2 separate regions of the Homo sapiens genome follow, and region 2 is linked to region 1. A link is a loop called in an ENCODE intact Hi-C map of the cell type or tissue named here. Cell type or tissue: GM12878. All regions are shown on one strand. Links, peaks and the distances in the headings refer to the core of each region. The heading gives the core; the rest is flanking DNA.

What was found. A loop is a pair of places that touch in the nucleus more often than their neighbours do. Peaks named below come from ENCODE experiments on the same cell type or tissue, not always from the same donor. Only the 100,000 strongest peaks of a DNase experiment are listed, where the experiment ranks them.
Region 2: it touches region 1 in a loop (2.3-fold over the local background); 7 of 110 quality-filtered maps call a loop at or near these places.

Annotation. Positions count from the first base shown.
Region 1 is chr1:244,316,223-244,325,438 of GRCh38, reverse strand. It overlaps LOC105373262 (a long non-coding RNA gene), which reads left to right and starts at 262. Exons shown (of 3, transcript XR_949343.3): 1 at 262-344. RefSeq lists enhancers at 1,106-2,064, 5,498-5,907. In GM12878, for the core only: no CTCF peak of the experiment used is centred there; a DNase peak (open chromatin) is centred at 5,768; H3K4me3 peaks cover 884 bases; H3K27ac peaks cover 2,767 bases.
Region 2 is chr1:244,396,038-244,409,026 of GRCh38, reverse strand. ADSS2 (adenylosuccinate synthase 2) reads left to right here. Exons shown (of 13, transcript NM_001126.5): 13 at 1-533. Among named protein-coding and RNA genes, the nearest start is that of ADSS2, 49 kb to the left of the region's middle. In GM12878, for the core only: no CTCF peak of the experiment used is centred there; a DNase peak (open chromatin) is centred at 2,476; H3K4me3 peaks cover 482 bases; H3K27ac peaks cover 275 bases.

The sequences.
Region 1 (9,216 bases), core at 3,407-8,406:
ATTTGTGTTTTATGTCTTGTATCAATTTTACTGTGTTAAATCAAGTTCAGCCTAAAGCTGCCTCCTTACGTATTTTAAGTTCAGCCTAAAGGTTTCTCTGTACATCGTGAACTATAACAAGTGGAGGTGTAAACCGATGGTAGCCCACACTTGTGCCAATTGCTGAGTTTTGGCCAATCAAATGTAGCCAACTGTTTGAACCATGTTCAAATAAAGCAAACCCTGAGCTGTAACAAATCCGCTGCCTCTGTCCCTCACTTCCTCTTTCTGTTCATAAACATTCTTCCACGACGTGCTGTGCTGGAATCCCTGAGCCTGCTCTGGCCTGGGAGGCTGCCTGATTTGTGAGTCCTTCATTGCTTCATTAAATTCTTTTACATTTAATCCGGTTGAAGTTTTCCTTTAATGAACTGATTTTTTAAAAAGTACCTAAGGTTAGCTTTAAAAAAAAAAATCTGTCCTTAAAAATTGGGTTGGCCAGGCGCAGAAGTGCAGTGGCTCATGCTTGTAATCCCAGCACTTTGGGAGGCTGAGGTGGAAGGATCGCTTGAGTCCAGAAGTTCAAGACCAGCTTGGTCAACACAGTGACACCTGGTCTCTTAAAAATAAAAGAGAGAGAGAGAGAGAAATAATTGGGTTGTGACTTATACTCTATACAATGTATATAACAAGACATACAATATATCTAGTTAGATAGAGAGCCATAGTTCCAATGAGCTAATAATACACATGGATTGTGGTAAGCTATGAGTGGCATATATAGAGACCAATAGGAAATGAGTTAATTCTGATTGCAGATATCTAAGCAGGCGAACAAGGCATTTGACATATGGATCAATTTTCCACTGGCAGCAATGAGGGAGGTTTTTGCAATGAACGGTTATAGACATGGAGGTGGGAAAAGTTAAGCCATGTACAAGTGTATTCATTGGCTAGGGCTGTTGTAACAAAGTACCAGAGACTGGGAAGCTTAGACAACAGGTATTTCTTTCATTTTTGGATGCTAGGAATCTAAGATCAAGGTGTCAGCAGGAGGATTCGTCCCTTCTGAGGGCTGCAAGGGACAATCTGTTCCATGCCTCTCTCCCAGCTCTGGTGGTTTGGTGGCAATCTCTGGCGTTACTTGGCTTGTGGGAGCATCAACCCTCCAGCTCTGGCGGTTTGGTGGCAATCTCTGGCGTTCCTGGGCTTGTGGGAGCATCACCCCAATCTCCGCCCTCATCTTCACCTGATGTTCTCCCTGTGTTTCTTGACGGTGTCTTCTCCATGTGTGTGTGTGTCTTTGTGTCCAAATTTTCCCTATTTATAAGGACCAAAGTCATATTGGGTTAGGTGTCCATCCTACTGACCTCATCTCAACTAATTATGTCTGCAACAACCTGGCTTTCAAATAAGGTCACATTTTGGAGTACTGGGAGTTAGAACTTTAACATGTACGTTATTTTTAAGGCCAGGGTGAGAAGGACATGATTTAACCTTTAACAACCAGTATGGGCCAGGTGCTGTGGCTCACGCCTATAATTCCAGCACTTTGGGAGGCCGAGGCAGGTGGATCACCTGAGGTCAGGAGTTTGAGACCAGCCTGGCCAACATGGTGAAACTCCGTCTCTACTAAAAATATAAAAATTAGCTGGGCTTGGTGGTGTGTGCCTGTATGTAGCCCCAGCTACTCGGGAGGCTGAGGGAGGAGAATCGCTTGAACCCAGGAGGTGGAGGTTGCAGTGAGCCAAGATTGCACTATTGCACTCCAGCCTGGGCGACAGAGCAAGACTCTGTCTCAAAAAACGACAACAACAACGACAACAACAACCAGTATGTAAGGCATATAGTGTGGCTGACATGTAGGGCCTGTAGTTTGGAGGGTACGGGAAAGTGAGACCAGAAAGAGACCGTGGCAAGCTTTTTAGTAAAATACTAATAATGGCAAACACTGGTTGACCAGTTGTTTTATCCCAGGTACTGTTCTCAGCACCTCATGGATTTGATTATTTAATCCTCATCATTTTATAGATGTGGGAATGGGGGCACAAGGAGCATACTTGGCTCAACTTTGAAACTTTCTTGAAATTCCTCCAAAAGGGATGTACTTTTTAAAAAAATAAAAGAAAGAAAGTAAACAAGGAAATGATGAAGAAAAGTCACACTTTCTGTTGGAAGAAGGCTGCTTTAATCAGGTTTGTGGAAGCCAAATCAATGTGACTCCGCCTTCACCAGCCTGAATTGTTTTTTTCTCTCCTAAAAGTCGACTGGTCAGGAAGCTCTGAGTCAGGACTGAGTCATAGTTGTGGTATGTTCTCCAACTAGAAAACAAACTTTGTTTTTAAAACCACTAAAGAAATGTTTGAATAAATAAATGTGCTTCTGTAGCCATCATCTCTGATTCATGAGTTTTTTGAATGGTTCACTACCAATGTTCCTCTGATTGCCGCAGAGTTTGGACAGTGGATATTCTCCACACTTAAAGGTGGTCTTGTCCAGTCTTTCCACCGTCCGTCTTGCTACTGCTTTTTAAATGCCTTCTCAAAAGCTAATCAAAAATTTATGAATAATTCCAAGCTGGGCAAACCGGTTCAACTGGCCTAAGTGCAAGAGGAAAAAGGAAAAGAATTCAAGTGAGAAATTATGCTGGTGTGGATTATTAAGAGCTATGGTTTTGTACAAATACTGCTTCCAGTCTTAGTGGGTCTCTCCTAAAAACCCCAGAGTCCAACCAAACCTAGGAACAGAGAAAATCTAGAGAAGGTAGAGAGAGAGTTGAAAGTCATTTCTTTTAAGGTGTTTTACTTTATGTTTCTATTTTCCCACACAAGGAACATTACCCAGATTTGTGAATGATAATAACACGTTTATTTCTATTTGTTATTTTTCCCTTAAAACAACATATATATTATCTTACAGTTTCAATCGGTCAGGAATCCAGGCATATCTTAGCAGGATCCTCTGCTCAGGGTGTCACAAAGCTGTAGTCAATGTGTTGGCCAGGTGGCAGTTCTCATCTGGAGGATCAACTGGGGATGAATCTGCTTCATTCAGCTTGTTAATAGAATTCATTTCCTTGCAGCTGTAGAACATACAGTGCTGTGCTTCTTCAAGGCCAGCAGGAGGGTTGACCCCAGGGAAATCTTCAGCCCTCTTCTTTTTTTTTTTGAGACAGAGTCTCACTCTTGTTGCCCAGGCTTGAGTGCAATAGTGCAATCTTGGCTCACTGTAACCTCTGCCTCCCAGGTTCAAGCAATTCTCCTGCCTCAGCCTCCCAAGTAGCTGGGATTACAGGCGTGTGCCACCATGCCTGGTTAATTTTTGTATTTTTAGTAGAGACAGGGTTTCACCATGTTGGCCAGGCTGGACTCGAACTCCTGACCTCTGGTGATCCCCCTGCCTCAGCCTCCCAAAGTGCTGGGACTACAGGCTTGAGCCACCGTGCCCAGTTCTCCTCTTCCAAAGGACTTCCAATGATTAAGTCAGGCCTGCTCAGGATATTCTTTTGGTTAATTTAAAGTCACCTGGAACCTTATCCACAGTGAAGAATGAATGACTTGCAAGGTTTACCTATTACTTTCTTCACTAGCTTTATTTGCATCTGGGCCTTATGCCAAAGGGATGAAATGCAAAGGGCAGAATTGCATTCATCAGTGATTCTGATGGAACATCTGCAAAAGTCCTTCATCCTTGCTATATAACCTGAGGATAATACTAGGGGACAGAGATCATGGGGACCATTTTAGAATTCTTCATGCCGTAATCACTTTCTGGTAATATCCTATTTATGGTTGTACTTGGAAGGTGCTACAGTTATCACCCTATTTTCTGAATAAGGAATAATGACGCTTTTAAATAGAAAGATTGAGGCCGGGCACGGTGGCTAATGCCTGTAATCCCAGCACTTTGGGAGGCCTAAGCGGGCAGATCACTTGATGTCAGGAGTTCAAGACCAGCCTGGCCAACATGGCAAAACCCCATCTCTACTAAAAATACTAGCCAGATGTGGTGGTGGATACCTGTAATCCCAGCTACTCAGGAGGCTGAGGCAGGAGTGTCACTTGAACCCAGAAGGCGGAGGTTGCAGTGAGCTGAGATGGCGCTGCTGCACTCCAGCCTGAGAAACAGAGCGAGACTCCATCTCAAAAAAATTAAAATAAATAAATAAATAATAAATAAAAAGGTTGAATATCCTCTCCTAAATGTAGACTGGGCCATCAGAAAATACACTTTCCATAATCATGGAGTCATAGAAGAGCATGTTAGACACAAATTTTTTTCTAATTTTTTAAATTTTTTTGAGACAGAGTCTCACCTCAGGCCTCACCCAGGCTGGGGTGCAGCAGTGGCGTGATCTCAGCTAACTGCAACCTCCGCCTTCCAGGTTTAAGTGATTCTCCTGCTTCAGCCTCCCGAGTAGCTGGGATTACAGGCACACACCACCACATCAGGCTAATTTTTGTATTTTTAGTAGAAATGGGTTTTCACCATGTTAGCCAGGCTGATGGACGCTACCTTATAATCAGCTGGTCCATCCCCCTGTGTTTTAGAGACAGAAACCAAGGAAACAGCAGTGACTTGCCAAGGTCACAGAACTTGTTCTTCTGAATTAGATTCTATATTCAATGCATTGAAAGTTTGTGATCAAAAGTCAGAGTGAAGTAGGGATTTGCAAATAATAAAAACTGAGGTGCAAGAGCTTTTTTTAAAATAACGCTTTTTTTTTTAAAGAGACAGGGTCTCACTCTGTTGCCCAGGCTAGAGTGCAGTGGCACGATCACAGCTTACTGCAGCCTCCAATTCCTGGCCACAAGTGATCCTCCAGTCTCAGCCTCCTCAGCATGTACCATCATGCCTGGCTAATTTTTATTTTATTTTATTTTTGAGATAGGGTCTTGCTCTGTGTCTCAGGCTGGAGTGCAGTGGTGTGATCTTGGCTCACTGCAGCCTTGACCTTCCCGGCTCGAGTGATCCTCCCACCTCAGCCTCCCAAGTAGCTGGGACTAGAGGCATGCACCACTATGCCAAGCTGATTTTTGTATTATTATTTTTTTTAGAGGTGGGGGTCTCACTATGTTGCCCAGGCTGGTCTTGAGCTCCTGGGCTCAAACAGTCCACCTGCCTCAGCCTCCCAAAGTGCTGGGACTACAGGCATGAGCCACTGTGCCCCACCTCACGTTTTATTTTTAGTTTTTTGTAGAGACGGGGTTTTGTTGCTCAGTCTGGTCTGGAACTCCTGGCCAGCCTCAAGCAATCCTCCCACCTCAGCCTCCCAAAGCACTGGGAATACAGGCATAAACCACTGCTTATGGTCAAAAATAACACTTTCATGTATAATTTTCTCATTAGAAATTTGTCAAATCACACCTAGAACTGAGAACACCACCGAGCCTCTTCAGGGACTTAGAAATCAGGGAAACCCCTGATGTGTGTGAATATACATTGGCCTGCGTCCTGGCCGGGGAAGGCAAGTTTAAGTTTTCAGAGGATTTGTAGGTTGGATGTCATGATTGCCTTCCTCAGGGCTGTCATTTCTTAATGTCTTTTATATTCTTCTTCTCATCTCCCTTCTGCACTGAGTCAGGGCCTCTCTCATGGAGCAACAGTCTTCCCACAGAGAGTAAAGTCATCACAGTGGAGGCTTGCTCAACCTTTACAAATTCTAAAACCACAGGCCAACATTAACTTCCTCCATTTCTCACCGGAAATCAACATGGCCACCACCATCGTGCCTCATCCTGCTCCTCTTGGACTGTAAATCATGGCTTGTTCATTGTAAGCCGTCAATTGCATGTTGTTTCAGTTGTCTGCCAACTCAATTCTATCAGTGTGTTTTGACTGATAGAATTTTGTAAACTCCCTTTTACATTTATTTGTATTTGACGAGATGGTTTGATTTTGTTGAGCTGTCTTCCTCTTTGTTATCCCTCCTATCACAGTTCTTGGAGCTCACTACCCCTTTTCAGATTGTCATGGGCAGGCAAATTGCTGGTCCCCTCGCCTTGCAAGGTCCTTTGCATAACCACACAGTTTTCACTTGAAAAGACAATAGAGTTGCCAGATAAAATACAGGCCCCTGCAAGATCTGGAACACACTCTGCACGATGCCATGCAGTATTTGGGATATACTTATGCCAAAACTTGTTCATTATTTATGTGAAATTCAAGTTTAATTTGAATTAAATATTGGCACCCGTATTTTTATTTGTTAAATTTTTATTTGTTAAATATTTGTTAAACTTTTATTTGATATACTTATGCCAAAACTTGTTCATTATTTATGTGAAATTCAAGTTTAATTTGAATTAAATATTGGCACCTGTATTTTTATTTGTTAAATCTTGCCACCCTCAAGTACAAACGCCTCTGTACCTCAGAGGCATAAGAATGTGCAAATGGGATTCATGCAACTCACAACCTAGACCTCCCTCTCTTTTCTATCTTCAAAAACCAATGTTCTTTTACTGTTAAGAACCTTGGGAGAGAGGGAAATCACAAGGTAGTCTTAAGCAGATTACTACACTCTTGTAGTGATAACATTTAATTAAAAAATTGATTTATTTTTCTTCTGACTTAAAAGCAAAATGAAACAAAACAAAACAAAACCCCAAACCACAAACTCAGGCCTCCTCTCTGGGCTTCCCTGCACACAGGCTGATGTTAACTGCACTGAGCACCCTGGGAACATCAGTCCAACTGCAGGCACTGGAATCGCTGTAGACCATGACGGACAATGGCTCCCATACACACAGTATTCCAGTCTTGGGAGTGAAAATGGCCCCGTGCAGCCTCACGGCCCATGGGTTTAGGCTGAACTTTGAGACCATTTCTTTTTATTCACACCTGGGATGGCCTAGCCCAACTGAAACCAAGCAACCTGGACGCCCTATCAGTGGCTGTGAAATCATAGGCCAAATTCCTCTGTGGCAAAGACTTCCTGTAAAAAATACCGTTAAGGCCTAGCCAGGTCCGAAATGAATAAATGAATAATCATTGATTATTGATCAATGCTTTTTAATCAGTGCCCTCTGTGAAAAGGAACTATCCCTCCCCACAAAACTCTTTTATGAATAGAACCAGAATGGTTGAAGGGTGGTTTCATTCTTTTTTTTAAGAGATGGGGTCTTGCTGTGTTGCCCAGGCTAGTCTTAAACTCCTGGCCTCACGTGATCCTCCTGCCTCAGCCTCGGCCACTGAGCCTGGCTCATTCACTTTTTACCTACTTTTGGAACCTCAAATGGTAACTAACTTACCAAGTGATTGGCATAGCTACCAAGGTGAAATGTTAAATTTAATGCAGTGTCACATCGTTCTTCCAGATTCGTGGTGAGTAGGATTATCCAACAATCCCTCTCATGTATTTCTTTCTTTTTTTTTTTTTTTTTTGAGATGGAGTCTCGCTCTGTTGCCCAGGCTGGAGTGCAGTGGCACGATCTCGGCTCACTGCAAGCTCCGCCTCCTGGGTTCACACCATTCTCCTGCCTCAGCCTCCCGAGTAGCTGGGACTACAGGCACCCGCCACCACGCCCGGCTAATTTTTTGTATTTTTCATAGAGACGGGATTTCACCGTGTTAGCCAGGATGGTCTCGATCTCCTGACCTCGTGATCCACCCACCTCGGCCTCCCAAAGTACTGAGATTACAGGCGTGAGCCACCGTGCCTGGCCCCTCTCAAGTATTTCTAACCAAAATGATCAACCTTCTGTACCCTGAACTTACAGATTCTGTTCTAAAGTCAGTGTGAGAATTATTCCATCTAGGTTAGTACATTTGTCTCTAGAAAAACGACCCATGGGGAGACAGTGTTCCCCATGCCATTCCTTGCCTTTTGGGCCCACCACAAATCCTGATATTTAAGGCCCTTAAGTTAAATAATTCTGCCATGAAGCATGAAATGTAAGTACAGCTTAAATAATCATAAAAGAGAGACTATATGTCCAAGCAGGCAGCATGCACCTTGATGGGTGATGAGTACGTTAAGATAAATCATGCCCAGATTGCAAGGTGTGGGAGGCGTAGTGCACCATCCAGATTGCCCGGCAAATCTGAGGGACTCTGGGAGTGCTGCTGGCTGACAGCCTTCAGCTGTCTGTCCTCTCCAGAAATTGCTCTTGGCTGCAGAGATCCTCTTGCTTAAGGTCATGTCCTCTTGTGAGGGCAGTCGGTATCCGATGACTGTTCATTGCAGAGGTATAAGGGCTCGGACCCCGTGCCCCAACTCATGACAACTCTGAAGGCCCATGGGGTCAGCTGAGGTCACCCTTTCTCCTGGGGTGTTAATCCCAAGAGCACTCTAGCAGGCGTCCTGCATGCTAACTTCCATCTCAGAGCCTGTTTCCCCAGGAAGCAACCTGTAACTGGTGATATCAAGGATATTTCAACATGGCCTGCTGCAGTGGCTCACACCTGCAATTCCAACACTTTGGGAGGCTGAGGCAGGAGGAGGGCTTGAGCCCAGGAGTTTGAGACCAGCCTGGGCAACATAGGGAGACCCTGCCTCTGCAGATAATTTTAAAAACTTAATTTCAAAAGTAATATTCCAAGAAAGCAGATGCTAAGATGGGATTCTGCAGCTGAGTCACCTGTGTTTCTGGTTGGCAATGAGGACTTCATAACCGCTGGTAGATGAGGCACAGCCTAGCCCTAGGAAAAGGCAGCAGTGCAATTGTTAAAACTTCTGCCAGTAGTGAATTTGGATGGCAAATGAGTGGAGGGGAATACAGTAGCCATCGAAATGTATTAGACATTTGAGAAACGTGGGGGGAATGAAGGACAGTGGAATTGGATGACTGTTGCAGGGGAACTGCCGCTTCGAAAAATGAAAGGCTGGCAGTGAATGCACAACTCACCAGCTAGGTATGAAAACCAGAGACCTTCTTGGCAACGTATAAGGGAATCCCCATCTCCAGTCACCAGAGAGCAGAAAAAGCTGAGGATCAGGCCCAGTTTTTAATCATAAGAGTAGCAGAATTCTAGAAAGTGTTAAACTCTCATCCTGGGTAGGTCTGCTTTGCCCAGGTCGGGGCTCTGATGAGCAGAAAGTGGAACCTGGAGATATGAGATTGAAACACTTGTGTCCATGTGCTTGAAAATCCTGATTCCCCAGAACCCTTTGAGCCTAGGGAATGGCTCCCTCCTCCATACTAAGGGCTAGCACCCACCCCATTTATTTGAACACAGTGCAGCGGCCATGTCCCTGCAAGACAGCAGGCACCCTCTTCAGGGTCTGTCCTTACC
Region 2 (12,989 bases), core at 96-5,095, 87 kb before region 1:
TGGTGGGGCTGGGAGGGGGTTATGTATTCATGGGACCTTTAATTTGTACAGAACACAGAACTTATTTCTGTCAGTTATTTAATACATTGAAAATTTAGTGAAATGTTCAAAGAGAATAGATGTTTCCCAAAACAACAATCTTTATGTTAAAAATAGTCATTAAAAGATCTGTTGTAATATATGGTGGATATTTTTCTTTAATTTCAAACATTACCTCTGAAATGTGTATCTTTTCTTTTTTATCTTACCATTAATTTTAAATCTAGTGGATTGGTTTTCAACATCGTGCCTGCCGATATGCCTACAGAATCATCTGTAAGTGTCAAAATGAACCCACGTTGTTAGCCATAATTTTGATTATGCCTTTATTTCTCCTTTCTTGAAAAAAAAAAGGTGTTATTTTGACAATTAGGCATAACATTGTTTTGTAGATTATCTTTTAATGAACTATTTTAAATGTTAAATTAGGTGCCACTTAAATTTATTTTATTACACCATGAATAGCTGATTAAAAGAACCAAATATTTCTAGTATGCTTTGCGTATTGTGTTTTTGTTCTACTAAGAGAGGTTAGTAATAGTATATAGGAAGGAGCTTTATCTCTGTAGTGTAATACTTAGTTCAAGAAAAATTCTCAAATAGGAGCAGTATCGTTAGACTCAATAAGTATAAAGAACAATACAGATTATCCTACAAGCCAATTACTGATAGTAATGACTTACATGTAAAAATAATTTATAATGAATATATAATTTCTGTTTAATAGAGAATGAATGGGCTTTTAAAGTCTGCATTCTTATCTTGGTTGCAAGTATTGCACTGTTAAAATGTATTTTTAGTAATGGTTCAGAGACAGATACAAAGAACTCATTCTCCTTTTCAAGTATATGTGTTAGACTCTTCCTAGGTATTGGGTATGCAGTGGTGACAGGAGCACAGTCTTCCTGAAACTTAATGTAGTGGGGGACAGCATGGTAACCAAATAGAGATTTATAAACAGTAGTTACATGCTGCAGTAGAAAAGTACAAGGTCTGATGAATGAGAATCTAGTCTTAATTTAGCAGGGGTTGGAGAAGGCCATTAATGGAAATAATGTCTAAACAGACCAAGCAGATGCGTACAGAGCAGACAGAGGGACATGTACTGTACAAAGGCCCAGAGGCTGGAAAGAATTTGGAAAGTTGGAGCAACTAAACAAAATGAGTGAGGGGCTGATGAGATTGATTAGCTTAGCAGTAAATTCAAGGAGTAAAATCATGGGGGGTTTTTTTGTGTTTTCTTCTTTTTATTTTTTTTTTTGAGGCAGAGTCTCGCTCTGTCACCCAGGCTGGAGTGCAGTGGTGTGATCTCAGCTCACTGCAACCTCCGCCTCCCGGGTTCAATCGATTCTCCTGCCTCAGACTCCTGAGTAGTTGGGATTGCAGTCATATGCCACCATGCCTTTATTTTATAGGCATGAGCCACCATACCTGGCCAAAACCCATGTTTTACATGAAAGAAGAAGACTATAATATAATACAAGACATACAGTAGTTCCCCCCTTATCCATGAGAGATATGTTCAAAGACCCCCAGTGGATGCCTAAAACTGTGGGTAGTAGTACCAAATCATATATATACTGTTTTTTCCAATACATACCTGTGATAAAGTGTAATTTATAAATGAGGCATAGTAAGAGATTAATAACATAATAAAGTAGAACAATTATAACAATATACTGTAATAAAAATTATGTGAATGTGTCTCTCTCTCAAAATATCCTCTATTGTACTGTATTTCCCCTTCTTGTGATCATGGGAGATGCTACAGTGCCTCCGCGATGAGATGCAGTGAGGTGATGTAGGCATTGTGATGTGGCGATGGGCTACTGTTGGCCGTCTGTGTAATGGCTTGGTGTCACTCATTTCAAGGGATTCCTTGCTGAAGTCTTTGCATGGGCTCAGTGCTTTCTGGAGTGACACATTGCCGTTAATATTAAGATGTTTTCTGTTGGTATCTTCCACCCATAAATGGAATGCCTTTTCCATCTTAACTAAGCACTTGTCATGCACCGTGGCCACAGCTTTTGCAGTTTGAGGTGTGACAGCAAAACTAGCGTGAATTTCTTCTTCCTCCTTCAAAATTTCACAGATTTGTTCTTATTGTAAATCTTAGCAACATCAGCATATGATTTGTCTTTATTTCCTTCAGTAGAACTTCCACCTTTTCACTTGAAATGAGTACTTTACAGCTTCCCTTTGGCACACCTGAATTGCCAGCATCACTATTCTTGTGCTTTGGGGCCACTCTTTAGTAAAATAAGGGTTCCTTGGACACAACCACTGAGATACCAGGCAGTCGGTCTGATAACCACTCGATCTGATAACTGAGACAGCTACTAAGTGACTAACAGGCAGGTATTGCAGACAGTGTGGAGACACAGGACAAAGGGATGATTGACATTCTGGGCAGGACAGAGAAGGATGGCCTGATGTCTCATTATGGTACTGAGAGCTGCTTGCAATTTGAAACTCATAAATTATTTTTGGAATTTTCAATGTAATATTTTTGGGGCAGGTTTGGCCTCCAGTAACTAAAACCAACGAAAATGAAACCACAGATGGGGGAGAGACTACTGTATTACGCTTAAGAAGGCCCTAATGGGAGCACAGGAAAATTGCTAAAACTGTATGCTCTAAATTTCAAAACTCAGTAGATGGAAACTGCGTGGCAGAACAAGACACTGAAATGGGAAGAGGGCCTATTTAGTACATATTTTTAATATACTAATTAATGAATATAGTTGAATAGGGATGCAAGAATATCTGAGGCATTTTTGAGAAAGTAATATGTTGAGAGAGGAGTCTTTGTCCTGCCAGATGTTAGAACATTACACAGCTACTGTAATAAAAATATATAGCATTGCTATGAGAAAGAATACATAAGAGAAATGGAATAGACATTCCAGAAATAGATGCAAGCATATTTGGGAACTTAACACAGGCTTATCTAATCTTAGGGAAAGCCGCCTTCATAAAAACAGCAAACTCAGGAACCTAAGGAAAAAATGTTCGGATTGAACTGAGTTTATGTATATATAAATACTATATGTATATAAAATATATATATAGTATTATGAGCAAAGTTTTTTTTAAAGCCTGAGAAAACAAACTTGGGAAAAAATATTTCAGCGCATATCCCTAATGTACAAAGAGCGAATAAAGTGACAAGTAATAGAAAAATGGACAAAAAATTAATATATATCAAGCAATCCACAGAAAAAGAAGTATCAATGGCCCAAAACATGGAAAGTATCCACCTCCACCTTTCGCTATAGATAAAAAAAATATAACTTAACAATGAGAAACCACTTCTCATCTCAGATTGGTAAATATGAAAAGATCAGTGCTATCAAGAATGTGGAGAAATAGATACTTTCACAAACTGCTGGTTACAGTGTGAATTACTACAATCTGTAGGGGAAGCAATTTGGCAATATCGGTTAAAATTTGTATTTGCAAATCCTTTGACCCACCAGCAATCACATTACAAAAAGAAAAAAGAAGGCCGGGCATGGTTGCTCACACCTGTAATCCCAGCACTTGGGAGGCTGAGACAGATGGGTGGATCACCTGGGGTCAGGAGTTCGATACCAGCCTGGCCAACATGGTGAAACCCCATCTCTACTAAAAATACAAAAATTAGCTGGGTATGGTGGCAGGCATCTGTAATCCCACCTACTTGGGAGGCTGAGGCAGGAGAATCACTTAAACCTGGGGGCGGAGGTTGCAGTGAGCTGAGATCGTGCCACCGTACTTCAGCCTGGGGTGACAGAGTGAGACTATCTCAGAAAAAAAAAATACATTTTTAAAAAAGAAAAAGGCAGCCCTATTTCATATGTAATTGAAAACAATGTCAAGGTCTGTTAATAGCATAAGATGGTATTCTATGAACTGGAAGAGAGGAGGGAATAAAATATAAAACTGTGTATATTTGTTGGTCTAAACCAAGGACAAAATATGCAAGGGTGTATATCAAATGGTTAACGTTGGTCACTAGGAGAGAACTTGAAGTTTTCTTTAAATATTTTTGTACTGTTTATATTTTTAAGAGCATATAGTTTTTTTAAATTATTTTTAAGAAATGAGTTATAGGCCGGGTGCGGTGGCTCACGCCTGTAATCCCAGCACTTTGGGAGGCCGAGGCAGGTGGATCACAAGGTCAAGAGGTGGAGACCATCCTGTCTAAAATGGTGAAACCCCCGTCTCTACTAAAAATACAAAAAATTAGCCGGGCGTGGTGGCAGACTCCTGTAGCCCCAGCTACTCGGGGCGGGGCTGAGGCAGGAGAATGGCGTGAACCCAGGAGGCGGAGCTTGCAGTGAGCCGAGATTGTGCCACTGCACTCCAGCCTGGGCGACAGAGTGAGACTCCGTCTCAAAAAAAAAATTAAAAAAAAGAAAGAAATGAGTTATAGCAGTTATTGAGAATAAATTGCTGTTTCAAATGTACCTGAGAACTGAGTACATTCAGTGATTAATAGTTTTAGGAATCCACAGTGTAAATCATGGTCAGTATACTTTTGGGGAAGGATAATTGAGATGTTGACATTTGACATCATTTTACAGGCCTGGTCTTTAGAAACCATATGAACATCCACACTGACACAAATACCGATATTATAAATGAAAGAATATGCTATCATTAGATACCAGAGTCATATACTGTACAAGCTAAAAGATTGCCTGTTTGGAAAATGCTTCCAGAATGTAGGGAAAGAAGAGATTATTGGCTTTGTAACTTGTTGCCCACTGCTTTTTTCTCTTAAGGTTGAAAAGTAATTTTGCTTGGAAACACCAACAACCATTAGCCTAGATGTTTTTGTAGAATAGCGTCCATCTTTCTAGAATCTACCTGAGAAGAAAAGATCTGGGTGACCTTTATACACAGCATCCATCAGTCTTCTTTCACCTTTCTTAGACTTTTTTCTGGCTTTGTCATTTTATTTTTTATCAAAGTGGTGATACATGCATATAATGTTTATTTAAACAACTTTATTGAAGTATGATTTAGACACTGTAACATTTGTCTATTTTAAGGATACAATTCAGTGACATAGTGAATTTACAGAATTATGCAACTGTCACTACTGTGTAATTTTAGAACATTTCCATCCCACCCTAAAGATTCCTCCTGCCCATTTGTAGTCACTCCCATTCCCACACCCAACCTCACAAGTCTACTTTTTGTCTCAATAGAGTTGCCTTTCTTGGACATTTCACATAAATGAAATCACAATATTTAATCTTTTTGCATCTGGCTGGTTTTTTAAATATCTTTTGAGACAATACCATGTGCTTCATTCCTTTTTAATGCTGAATAGTATTCTATTATATGGATATACCACATTTTCTTCATTCATCTGTTCATAGACACTTGAGTTATTTTCAGGGTTTTTTTTTATATTGTGATAGTACTGCTGTGAGCATTTGCATTTAAGTCTTTGTGTGGACATAGGTTTTTGTTTCTCTTAGGTAGATACCTAGGAATGGAATCTCTGGGTCAGATCATACATTTATGTTTAATGTTTAAAAGAAATTTCCAAAGTGACTACATCACTTTACATTCCCCCCAACAATGTATAAGGATTTCCATTTCTTCACATCCTCATCAATACTTGTCATTGTGTATCTTTTGATTATAACCTTTCTAGTGGGTATGAACCGTTGGTTTCTTGTTTTAATTTGTGTTTCCCTAATATGACTAATGATGTTTGAGCATTTTTTTATGTCTATTTATATATCCTTGGTGATGTTTATTCAGATATTTTGCCCATTTTTAAATTGGTTGTTTTAATTATATAAGAAGTCATTATACATTCTGGATACAGATTCTGTATTAGACATAATTTGCAAATTTTTTTTCTAGTCTGTGGCTTGCCATTTCATTGTCTTGGTGATGTTTTTTGAAGTGCAAAAGTTTTAAATTTTGGTCAAATCCAACTTATCAGTTTTTCCTTACCTAGGTTGTTTTTGGTGTCACATTTAAGGAATCTGCCAATCCAAGGTCATTAAAAGTTTCATTTGATGTTTTAAAAAAATGTATAGTTTAAACTTTCACGTGTGAAAGACCATTTCACAAAATCATCTGTGATCCATGTTGAGTTAATTTTCATGTGATGCGAGGTAAAAGCCTTAAGTGTATCTCCTTGTGTGTAGATATTTACTTGTCCTCGCACCGTTAGTTGAAAATACTATTCTTTTCCCATTGAAATGCCTTTGCCCCTCTGTTCTTATACCAGCACCACAGTGTTTTGATACTGTGGCTTTATAGCATGTTTTGAAATTCAGGAGTACAAGCCCTCCAGCTTTGTTCTTTTCAAGATTGATTTTGCTATTCTGGGTCTTTTGCGTTTGATATAAATTTTGGGGCTGGCATCAGAAAAATGGCAGAGTTTTAGCTCCAAACACCCATTTCTCCACAGAATCATCAAAAAACAAATAGGAACTATCAGAATGAACTTTGTCAGAACTCTGGAAAACACAGGTTTACATCAGTCAGGTAAACAATAGATAAAGAAAAAGGCAAATTAAAAATGGTAGGAAAGCTGTGTGGTGTTTTTACTTGTCCTTGCCCATCCCCTTTCCAGGTCAATGGCAATCTTGAAGAAAGCAACCTGCATTGCCAGTGTGGGACCCTGGTCTCTGGTTCTAAAGGGAGCAGAGCAGACCTTATTTGCAAATTATTGTGGTCTTTCTATTTTAACCTCTCTGTGGCTGCCTGAAGGGCTGACACAGAGTGCCCATCTGTGTTTTATCTAACTCAGAATTCACCTAGGATGGAAAAGTGGTGAGCATTGCTTGGAAACATTATAAGGAGAACAAAAAAACCACAACTGCTTGGAGCAAAAGATGATATACACAATCTAAAGCCTGGGAGGAAGAACAGAGGAGAGTTTATTTGAGAAATTAGGTCTTTCAAAAGTGTATATTAGGGAATATAGAAAGCCATATACATGCTCAGGGCAGGACACATGCCCAGAAAAGACCTGAGAAGATCCTAAGCTCTCACCTTCGGCTGATCTCTAAGTTTAGTGCAAGAAGAGAAGGCTGAGGCAGAGTTGGAATCCCTGAGCCCAGAGCTCATGTGTGTGTGTGTGTGTGTGTAATCCTAGTATTTAAGGAAATCTTTGTCAAAGCACTAGTTGAACACAAACTAAAGGAACAGAGACTTCAGTAACTAATACAATAAGGAGTACAGTTTTTGCAAAAACAAAAAAGGTTGGAAAAATCAGTAACACAATCTTAGACTTCAACAATCAACGGCAAACCCTAGGGAAAAGAAAAACTGATTTACAGAGTTTCCACATTATAATATTCAAATGTCCATTTTCAATAACAGCAACAAACTACAAAGAAACAGGAAAGTATGGTCTACTCACAGGAAAAAAAAAAAGAAAAAGACTAAAGCCATCCCTGAGAAAGATGATACATCAGACTTACTAGACAAGGACTTTAAATCAACTGTCTCAAATATGCTCAGAGAACTAAAGGAAACTAAAGAACTAAAGGAACTAAAGGCAAATGATGTATGAACACAAGAATATCCAAGAAGAGAAATGATAAAAGGGAACCAAATACAAATTCTGGAGCTGAAAATTATGGTGACTGAAATGAAAAAATTTGCTAGAGGCATTCAGAAGATTTGAGCAGGCAGAAGTAAGAATCAGTGAACTTGAAGATAGGACAACTGAAAATATTCAGTCTGAGGAGCAGAATGGAAAATGAAGAAAAGTGAACAAAGCCCAAGGAACCCTACCATCAAGTGGACCAACATGCATTACGGGAATCCCAGAAAGAGGCAGAAAGAATATTTGAAGAAATAATTCATCAGAAACTTCCAAAATTTGATGAAAGGCATGAATCTACAAATCCAAGAAGCTCAATGCATTCAAAGTAGAATAAACACAAAAGAGATCTACACTGAGACACATAATCAAACTGTCGAAAGACAAAGATGGAGCATCTTGAAAGCATCAAGAGAGAAGTGATTCATCATGTACAAGGGACCCTCAGTAAGATTAAAAGCTGATTTCTTACAAAAATCATAGAGGCCAGAAAAAAAAAATGGGATAACATTTACTTAAAGTACTAAAAGAAAAAAACTAAGAATATTTGGCAAAATTATCCTTCAAATATGAAGGAGAAATTAAGACATAAGTAGATAAACAAAAGTGGAGGAAGAATATTACCCATAGGCCTTTCCTGTCAAGAAGTGCTACATGTCCAGGTGCAGTGGCTCACACCTGTAATTCCAACACTTTGGGAGGCCAAGGTGTACGGATCACTTGAAGCCAGGAGTTTGAGACCAGCCTGGCCAACATGGTGAAACTCCGTCTCTACCAAAAATACAAAAAAAATTAGTGAGGCATGGTGATGGGTGCTTGTAATCCCAGCTACTAGGGTGGCTGAGGCAGAAGAATCGGTTGAACCCGGGAGGCGGAGGTTGCAGGAGAATCACTTGAACCCGGGAGGCGGAGGTTGCAGTGAGCTGAGATCGTGCCACTGCACTCCAGCCTGGGTGACAAAGCAAGACTGTCTCAAAAACAAACAAACAAAAAAAGCTACAGGGAAAGAGCTACAGGGAGTCTCCCAGTTTGAAATGAAAGGAAACCAGCCAGTAACTTCAAGCTGAATGAAGAAATAAAGATCTCCAGTAAAGCTAAAAAGGTAAAAGCCAGTATTAATGTATTTCTGTTTTGCAACTCCACTTTTTATTTTCTACACAATTTAATAGATAAATGCATAAAAAATAATTACAAATTTTTGCTATTGGGTACACTGCATAAAAATGTAATTTGTGACAACAATAAGGTCAGGAAAGAGCTGTATAGGAGCAGGGTTTTTGTGTGTTATTGAAGCTAAGTTAGTATCAATTAAAATAATATAGTTACAAATTTAGGATGTTAATTGTAATCTTCATGGTAACCATTAAGAAAATATCTAAAATATATACACAAAGGAAATGATAAGGAATTTAAACAAAACCCTACAAAAAAATCAGCTAAGGACAAAAGAAGGCAATAATGAAGGAAATTAGGTATAAAAGATAATCCAACTGTATGCTATCTACAAGCAACTCACTTTAATCCAAAGATACAAATAGGTTGAAAGTGAAAGGATGGAAAAAGTTATCACACAAAATAGACTTTACATTTAAAACTGTTACAAGAGACAAAGAAGGGAATTACCTATTGATAAAAGGGTCAATTCATCAACAAGATGTAACAATTATAAACATATTCATACTCAGCAAGCAACAGAGCCCCACCAAAATATATGAAGCAAACACTGACAGATTTGAACGGAGAAATGGTTCCACAATAATAGAAACTTCAATACCCCATTTTAATAATAAAAATTATTATTACTATTAGAACATTTAGAAGATTAATAAGGAAATAGAGGACTTGATTAACATCATAAATAGTACACTTCCCCCAACAATAAAAATACACAATCTCCTCAATTGCACATGGAACAGTGTCCAGGACAGAGGATAGGTTACAAAACAAGTTTAGAAATGCTGAAATCATACAAAGTATTCTTCTCTGATTACAATGGAATGGAGCTAGAAATCTATAACAAAACTAGAAAATTCACAAATACGTGGAAATTAAACAACACACTCTTAACCAACAGATCAAATAAGAAATTCTAAAGGAAATTAGGAAGATTGCTTTTTTGCATTTTATGGATGTAACTATTTTGACAAATCTCATGTCAAATTATGATATGATGGTAATATGTCAACTTGACTGGGATGAGGGATGCCCAGAAACAAGGTTAAAACCTTGTTTCTGGGTGTGTCTATGAAGGTGTTTCTGGAAGAGATCAACATTTGAATCAATGAACTGTAAAGATTGCCTTCACCAATGTGGATGGGCATCGTCCAATCTGTTGAGTGTCCAGATATTTAATAGAACAAAAAGGCAGAGGAATAGTGAATTTGCTCTCTGCTTGAGCTGGGACATTCATCTTCTCTGGCCTTTGAATTTGGGCTGGTACTGAACACCATTGGCTCCCCTGGTTGTAAGGCCTTTTGGCTTGGACTGGAACTACACCAGCAGCTTTCCTGGGCCTCCAGTTTGCAGATGGTAGGTTGTGGGACCTTCCAGGCATGGTGTTCATGTGAGCCAATCCCTCATAAGTCTCTTTGTGTATGTGTGTGTGTGTGTGTGTGTGTATATATATATGTATATGTATATGTGTATATATATACGCACATTGTATTAGTTTTATTTCCTTGGAGAACCCTAATTAATGCAGATTTTGGTACCAAGAATGGTACTAGAATAAGAAAGTTCTAAGAATTAGTTTTTTGAATTGTTTCTGGGGCTTCTGAAATACTGCATTCTTTTGTCCTTAGCTGATTTTTTTTTGTAGGGTTTTGTTTAATTTCCTAATCTTTTCCTTTGTGTATATATTTTAGATATTTTCTTAATGGTAATCTGATTGGATTTAAAGGGGCTGATGATTCTGTATCCAGTAGTAAAGAGAGCCCTGATAATAGTCCATGCTTGGATACTCCTAATCAACTCCTTATAGGAAGCAAGGAGGCTGGGCACGGTGGCTTATGCCTGTAATCCTAGCACTTTGGGAGGCCGAGGCAGGCAGATTGCCTGAGTTCAGGAGTTCAAGACCAGCCTGGGCAACACGGTGAAACCCCGTCTCTACTAAAATATAAAAAATTAGCTGAGTGTGGCAGCGTGCGCCTGTAGTTCCAGCTACTCAGGAGGCTGAGGCAGGATTATGGTGTGAACCCGGGAGGTGGAGCTTGCAGTGAGCCGAGATTGTGCCACTGTACTCCAGCCTGGGCGACAGAGCGAGACACTACCTCTCAAAAAAAAAAAAAAAAAAAAAAAAAAAAAAAAGCAAGGGACCTCAAGGGTTCTGTGTCTGATACTTTTAAACATTTTTGGAAAACTAAGGAGTATAATAGCATTGGTTGGTTGCTCCTAATGTCACTGAAATTGCTGAGAGTCAAATCCTGGGACTTGATGAATTACAGCGCATGTTGAATTTCCAGCCCCACAGGGCATCCGCTCTTTTATTTTATTTATTTTATTTTATTTTATTTTATTTTATTTTATTTTAGTTTAGTTTATTTTAGTTTATTTTAGTTTATTTTAGTTTAGTTTAGTTTAGGTTAGTTTAGGTTAGTTTATTTTATTTTGTGACGGAGTCTCGCTCTGTCGCCCAGGCTGGAGTGCAGTGGCGTGATCTCGGCTCACTGCAAGCTCCGCCTCCTGGGTTCACGCCATTCTCCTGCCTCAGCCTCCCGAGTAGCTGGGACTACAGGCACCCACCACCAGGGCATCTGCTCTTAAAGTGGGGACATTAATTAGGAAATAGTGGAATCCTGTCAATTGAAATGGGGATGTTTGGGAAGACCTAGATAAAGCTGGAGACATTGAGCCCCTAAAATCTGATGAGTCTTTTTTGCCAGTGTCTCCCAATCCCAGTGGAAGTGCCTTCCCCAAACCCAGTGACAGTGGCATTCCCACTCACAGTGATATCAGCCTTTTCTCCTCTGAGGAAACCCTGCATTACCTAAGGAAACTGACAGGGTGGTGATTCCCACCACATCCCCATTCAACACTATTTGGCCTGTGCAGAAGACAGATGGATCTTGGAGAATGACAGTGGATTATCATAAGCTTAACCAGATGGTGACTCCAATTGCAGCTGCTGTACCAGATGTGTCATTGCTTGAGAAAATCAGCACATCTCCTGCTACCTGGTATGCAGCTATTGTCTTGGAAAATGCCTTTTCTCCATCCCTCTCCATAAGGCCCACCCTAAGCAGCTTGCTTTCAGTGACATGACCAGCAATGCACCTTCACTGTCCTGTCTCAGGGGCATATCACCTCTCCAGCCCTAGGTCATAATTTAGTTCATGGGGATCTTGATCACCCTTTCCTTCCACAAGATACCACGTTGGTCCGTTACTTTGATGACATTTTGCTGATTGGACATAGTGAGCAAGAAGTAGCCATAACTGTAGACATATGGTAAGACATTACCATGTCAAAGAGTGGGTAATAAATCCAACTGAAATTCAGGGGTCTTTACCTCAGTGAAATTTCTAGGGGTCCAGTGGTGTGTGGTGTCGAGATATCTCTTTCTTTCTCTCTTCCTTCCTTCCTTCCTTTCTCTCTCTTTTTTTCTTTTCTTTCTTTCTTTCTTTCTGTTTCTCTTTCTCTTTCCTTTTCTTTCTTTTGAGAGAATGTCATTTTAAACAAATTTATGTATTTGTTTCATGAGAAAGAGCATTCTGAAAGCAGTGTAGCCAGCATACAATCACAATGCTGCAGAACATGGAATAAGCTTTTAAAAAATCGCAGAGCAGAGAATGGGATGGTAAATTGTTAAAATCAGGAAAGAGTCCAACAAAGTAGGAATCCAATTTGGTTCCCACAGTGGGGTAATCAGTTTAGGAAGTCCATTCGTGATGTTAATTACAACAATGGAATAGAAACATTTCAGTTGATACTAGATATTTTCATATGCTTGTTTCGGTAGAGATATCCTTTCTAAGGTGAAGATTAAGTTGTTTCATCTGGCTCCTCCCACAGCCAAGAAAGAGGCACAATACCTGCTGGGCCTCTTTGGATTTCTGGAGGCAACATATTCATTTGGGTGTGTTAACGCTGGGCCGTTTACTGAGTTACCTGAAAAGCTGTGAGTTTTGAGTGGGCCCAGGACAAGAGAAGGCTCTGCAACAGGTCCAGGGTGCTGTGCAAGCTGCTCTGCCGCTTGGGCCATGTGACCAGCAGATCTGTCAATGGCAGGTAGGGGAGCCTTTGGGTAGGCCCATAGAGGTGAGTCACACCTCCAGCCTTTAGAACTTTGGAGCAAGAGCACAAAGTATGTTTTTTCCCTCTGGGCAGGTGGGGGAGGGTGAGGAGGGTGCAGAGGGGAGGAGAGGGGATCCACTGTCAGACCCCC